Regions from separate parts of the Homo sapiens genome. Here region 2 is linked to region 1. A link is a contact called in ENCODE Hi-C or POLR2A ChIA-PET data. All regions are on one chromosome and are shown on one strand. Each heading gives the region's core, a stretch centred on a gene start or an enhancer-like site at or near the end of the contact. The rest is flanking DNA. Distances are from core to core; before and after follow the strand shown. Region 1 has its middle 27 kb from the start of PLCL2UT. Region 2 overlaps PLCL2UT (PLCL2 upstream transcript).

Region 1 (2,949 bases), core at 93-2,592:
TCAGATTCTGGGCTTTTGAGTTTCTAAGCAGGCCTTTGAAATTCATGAGAGAAAAACAAGGGTTTTAATTTACAAAAGCTGTGTTTTCTGGGAGAGAAAACCATTTTGAGTTACAAAATTTTGGTTGGAGAATCAAAAACAAAGCTCTGAAGAAATCAGAGCATACAGTATAAGCCATCACCACTGGCTCTCCACCTGGCTGTATGATAGAACCACCTGGGGACGTTTTCTAAAAACGTCATTGCCTGGACTGGGTCTAGACCAGTTGAATGGAAATCTCTTGCTGTGGGGGCTCAGTACTGGTATTTTTAAAGTCTCCCCCCTAATACCCACACACTAGGTGATTCTCATGGGCAGTCAGTTGAGAACACTGCCCAACTCAACAGAATAGAAACTCAATAGATGACCATGCAGACTTCCCTGCTCTTTAAAACTAGGTCAGAGGTACTTGAATTATCAGGCTAGAGTCAGATTAGAGCTCCAGGCTTATATGTTGCTGTGGGCCTCTGGGAAAGGGTCCTGCTCCTTGGAGGGTGATGGAATCTTAGATAGAGTTGGTGGGGGTACCTAAAAGTGAGAAAAGTGCCTCGTTACTGAACCAAACCTGGGTCCATTGGCCCAGCACAGTAAAGACAAATATCTGTACCAAAGTTTGCAGCAAGAAAAAGGAGGGCATTTATTTGCAGGGTGCCAAGCAAGGAAAATCAGACAGCTATTGTGTGAGATCCTACTTCCCCAGTGGCTTATAAGCAAGGGTTTTTAAAGACAGGGGAACATTTTTGGAAACAGAAGTTACAGGTATGAAAAAAAAATAGAACCTTGGGACCCCGAACTCACTATACCAAAGTGCAAGTTAAGCTTAGAAGCTGAGTCACAAATACTGTCTTCCTTTGGCTCCCAGATAGCTGTAATTTCACAACCCCATGTCATAGCCTCATTTCCTCTACTCCCTCTTTCCACATTTGCTTCATCTTATGTAAAATGTAGACTCACTGAGTGTGAGAGAATGCATCATTGACTTTTTCCTCTATTCCCTCTTTTCACATGTAAAATGTAGATTTACTGAGGCTAATAAGAGCCTCACAAGAATGTGACCACCTGCCTCACTGCCTGCCTCCTTTTCTTCCCCCTGCTGCTTGCAGTTCCCCTTTTGTGAACTGAAGTTCACAAAACCCCCTTTGGAAAAAACATAAATCACAGGAGCATCTGTAATTTATGCTTTTTCCCAGGCGCATCCTCAGCTTTGGCCAAATAAACCTCTAATGGATGGAGACTTGCTTCAGTCACTTTTTGGTTTACATTTTGGTAACCACAAAGGGGCTTTCTGAGTGGAGTTGGCTCTTGGCCTGTAGCAACTCTCCTACTGGGGCCCTAGTACCAGCTGGAGCTCTTTATTGCTCTGACCTATTGGATGATTTGCTGAAGTCTGAGAGTTTCTCCCTCCAGAGATCCCTAATCACTCAAAAATTTCCAGTTGAGATCTGAAGTTTATTCCACTGCAGAACTCCTTTTCTGAGAGTTCTTACTTCTAACAAGGAAGAAGACTTTCCTGCTTCCGTGATGGCAGAGAGCAGTTTTCAGCTTGTGCCCCATCTCCAGGTAAGGAGCTGGTTTGGGGTGTCATTTGGGGATTTAGTAGCTGAAAGTCAAGGCTTACCGTCAGTTGGCTATAATTTCTCCTCATGCTCAGAAATCTCAATTTTATGCAAATTGTTTGATTGCTTTTTTGTGTTTTTTGTCTGTTTGTTTCTGTCCATCTTCCGTTAGATTTAATGAACTTCTGGCCCCCTCTAAAGCTGACTAAAATCCCTGCAGCTGTAGAAAGTCAAATTCCACCTCTAAAAACCCCAGCCACTTAAGAAAAATCAAAATTTGACTATCTGAAATGTTTCATATAAGACGACTGCCTTTCCAGGTTCTCTCTCTCATTGTGCTATTAATTTAAAGATTTTAGAGATCTCCTATTCTAAACTATTAACGAAAAGATCAGATATTTTAAAGGGAGCCTAATAGTTTCATGGCTAGCCTTAAAAATTATCTTGACTAAATTAAGAGCAAAATCTGACCGAAAATAGTTCTGGTGGTTAAAATTTCCACCACAGCTTGGGTTTGCTTCCTGATTAGGGAACAACAATGGCCATTCCACCTGGTGGCCTAATTGTTAAAACCCTCCACAGCATGGGTTTGATTCCTGGTCAGGGAACCAGCCTGTCTTGGTTTAATATTTATGTGGCTTTGGGGGTACCAATGTACTATTGATCTTTTCCCCTTCTGTGGACAGCTTTTGATTTCCTGTCTTCTGTCTGTGTTGGGGGACCCAAGGCTCTTGGGTCTTCATGTATGGACAGTAAGCTGAAAAGCTAAGACCCTAGAAAATATGGCCTGAAAGAAATGTGGGTTAGACCCTGTTTATGGCTAGTGAAAGTTTCCTTTCTCTTAGTTATTTTTGGGGTGATTCTGGATCTTGTAAAAACTACTTGTCACCTCTTTGGAGATACCTCGTGCGTGCATTTGTGGTTATAACTTCGGTTAAGGTAACTGAGAGGATATCTTTGGTAAGGATGTTCAAAAGCCAAAAATATCAGCTATTTGTCCCAGCTAAAATCTGGTAATAAGAGATTTGAAGGGATTATTTTAAAAATCTGAGTGGAATTGGCTTACTCCAAAACTCCAAATCTACGAGTAGAAGTCAGCTTAATTAAAAGTTGATATCTAAGGTAGATGATATATATATATGGCCATTACTCTTTTTCTCTTTTTGGATTCTATTTTTAGGAATTTTTTAGTTGACTGAAACATTAAAATAACATTACATGCTTGGTACTTCTGCTCACTTCCTTTCTTAAAAATTGTTCTATTTATTTTTACTCCACCCTGTTCCTCCTTCCTCTTTGCCATCTTCAGTCTCTTTTGGATTTTGTTACCTAAACTGTTTGGCTTTTGGGGGTA
Region 2 (2,849 bases), core at 24-2,523, 44 kb before region 1:
ACAGTCTGGCAAAGTGTGAAACACTCTGAAAGACAGTTACTCAAAAGTTTAAATACAGAGTTACCATATAACCCAGCAATTCCACTCCAAGGTATTGAAATACTCCAAAAGAACTGAAAATGTAAGACTACACAAACTTGTACTTGAATGTTCATAACAGCATTATTCATAATAGTCAAAAATGTAAACAACCTAAATGTCCATCAACAGACAAATGAACAAATAAAATGTGATGTATTCACACAATGGAATATTACTCAGTAATAAAAAGGAATGGCATATTGATACAGTCTGCAACATAGATGACCCTTGAAAACATGTTAAGTGAAGGAGCCAGACACAAAAGACCACATATTCTATAATTTTATTTCTATGAAATACCCCAAATAGGAAATCTAAATAGAAATAAAATTGATTAGTGATTGCCTAGGGTGGGAGTTAGGGGAAAGGGGAGAATGAATATAACTGCTAAGAAGTACAGGGTTTCTTTAGGGGATAATGAAAATGTTTTAAAATGTATTGTAGTGATGGTTGTACAACTCTGTTAATGTACAAAAAACATTAATTATATACTTTAAATGGGTCCATTGTATGATATGTGAATGATATTGCAAAAAAAGCTGTTATAAAAGATAAAATAAGGGCATGGGAGTACAAACAAAAATTTATAATAATGGTTACCTTTGAGAGGGAGAGAATGGAATAGAATTAGGGAGGAACCCACAGAACATTTCACAGTAAGATGCTTTTTATTAAACTAGATGATGGCACACATTGGTATGCTATATCATAATCTAATAACATAGACATATGTTATTAAATAATTAAAATTATTTTAATGGCTAAGAAGCATATGAAAAAGTTTAACCCCTCAAATATTAATAAGACAACAATCACATTGTTATTTTTAAACCTGTGAAATTACTAAGTGTTTGCATTTGTGTGGTGAAACACATGATCTTATACACTGCTGGTGGGGGGGGTGTTGGACATTGGTAGAAGCTGTCTGGGGAACAAATCTCACAACATGTACCATGAACCTTAAAATATGCATACTCTTTCATCTGGCATTTCTATTTCTGGGAGTATATTTATATCCTTCTCCCTCTGAATCTGGGAAGGCCCCGTGACTTGCTTTGACTGACAAGGTGAAGCAGAAGTAAGGCACTGGGACTTCCAGGCCTAGGCCTTAAGAGGACTGTCTGGGAATTTCCACTCTCTACATCCTGGAAGCTGGTCACCACGCTATAAATAAGCTCAGGCTACACTGCGGAATGATGAAAAGCCACACGGAGAGAGGCCCAGGAGGAGAAGAGACTGTCTTGGATGGGACAGCCCCAGCCACTCATCAGCTGAATGCAGCTCCATGAGCAACCTCAACTATACCACAAGGAGCAGAACTTCCCAGCTGAGCCCAGCCAGCCCACAGAATAGTGAGAAATGAATCATTGTCTTTGTTTTAAGCCACTAAGTTTGGGGGTGATTTGCAATGCAACAACAGAGCTAAACAATATCCTAAAGACATAATGAGAGATGTGAACAAATATTTATGGACAAGGCTGCACATAAGTGTTACAGGCAATAATAAAAAATTAGAATGTATCTAAATGCCTGTGTTGGCATCTATTGTTTCTTTGTCTACTCAGCATCATTTCTATTTTGTAACAGAATCCAGAATTTAAGAAAACCTCCCTCCTCATTTTCAGTCAATGTGGTTCCAATGAGGTTTTTCCCTACCCAGGAGTGAACATATGACTCAGACTTGGCAAAAGACCCCTTGGGGTTAGTTCAAGGATGGGCCATGACTCACGCAATGTGGTCACAATCAGAGTGAATCCAAGACTTGCTCAGGAGTTGTAGGAAAGTGTTCTTTCTTTTTAGACTGTTCGTAGCCAGAATGATTGAAGATGAGAGTTTCTAAGGTTGAGAATTAAGTGAACACCACAGAAGGTAGAACTGGGGGATGCAGAGAACCATGTCTACATGACATTTTTTAGTCCCTACATCAAGCTATACCCTGGACTTTCGGGTATTTAAGCCAGTATGAGTCCTTTGGCTTAATCCAGTTAAGTTGGGTTTTCTGTCTCTTGCAATCAAGATTCCTAACCAGTATAAGGTCTGTCTAAGTCAGGGAAAGTTTGTTTGCAAAGGAAAAGACATTCACCCAAACTAATTCCAGAAAACCAGGGAAAGTAAAGGAAGCAGAGATTCTTATGGAATTCACGAGAATTAGAAATTTAACAAACTGCAAATCTCTCCATTTTTTGTAGTTTCTATTTTAAATGTGTCTGCATCCTTTTTTTCTGCTTTATAGCTGGTTCTTCTGTCCTTTTAATACAGAAATTATCATAATAATCTCAGTTATTATGATAACCAGATGTTGTAAACCAGATGGTTCATAAAGTCAAAAAAAATTATGGAACCCAGACTTTATGTTACCTTTAAACTTGTTTCCCACACATCTAGATCACATAGTATCAGTATCCCAGTGCTAAATTCCCAGAGTAAAGATCTGATGGGCCCAGCTTTGGCCAAGTGTCTACCATGTCCAAAATCAATATTTATGATGTCTCTAGGGGTTCTCTTTTTTGAAGCTGTGAGCTGAACATGTTTTCTAAAGAAAGATGTGGTCAAGGAGTAAATTATCTGCATTTCTAGAACACCACAAAACAAAGGAGGAATAAGTAAGCAAATGGTGATGCAGTATGTAACTTATGCAGTCACCCAAAACATGTTTTCAAAAAGCACTTAACATTATTCAACAAATGATGCAGGGACAACGGGATTGCCACATGCAAAGGAATGGAGTTGGACTCACCTCATGCCATGTACAAAAATCAACTGCAAAT

The links. A loop is a pair of places that touch in the nucleus more often than their neighbours do. ChIA-PET counts read pairs that join two places held with the same protein, here RNA polymerase II (POLR2A).
Region 2: a map with no recorded cell type shows a loop between it and region 1 (5-fold over the local background). The contact joins two enhancer-like sites. A Hi-C loop is called at or near these places in 1 of 168 maps with a recorded cell type or tissue (CD4-positive, alpha-beta T cell) and 1 of 37 single-sample maps with no recorded cell type. POLR2A ChIA-PET finds 5 or more read pairs at or near these places in 1 of 52 experiments (activated T-cell).

What each region holds. Positions count from the first base shown.
Region 1 is chr3:16,696,029-16,698,977 of GRCh38, reverse strand. It overlaps the pseudogene LOC124905414. Among named protein-coding and RNA genes, the nearest start is that of PLCL2UT, 27 kb to the left of the region's middle. RefSeq lists enhancers at 35-682, 1,214-1,263, 1,901-2,402. Within about 2 kb of position 1,342, at least 2 of the 41 ENCODE cell types and tissues checked have a DNase peak (open chromatin) inside an H3K27ac peak, as active enhancers do.
Region 2 is chr3:16,740,520-16,743,368 of GRCh38, reverse strand. All of the region lies in intron 1 of PLCL2UT (PLCL2 upstream transcript), which reads right to left. Among named protein-coding and RNA genes, the nearest start is that of PLCL2UT, 18 kb to the right of the region's middle. Within about 2 kb of position 1,273, at least 4 of the 41 ENCODE cell types and tissues checked have a DNase peak (open chromatin) inside an H3K27ac peak, as active enhancers do.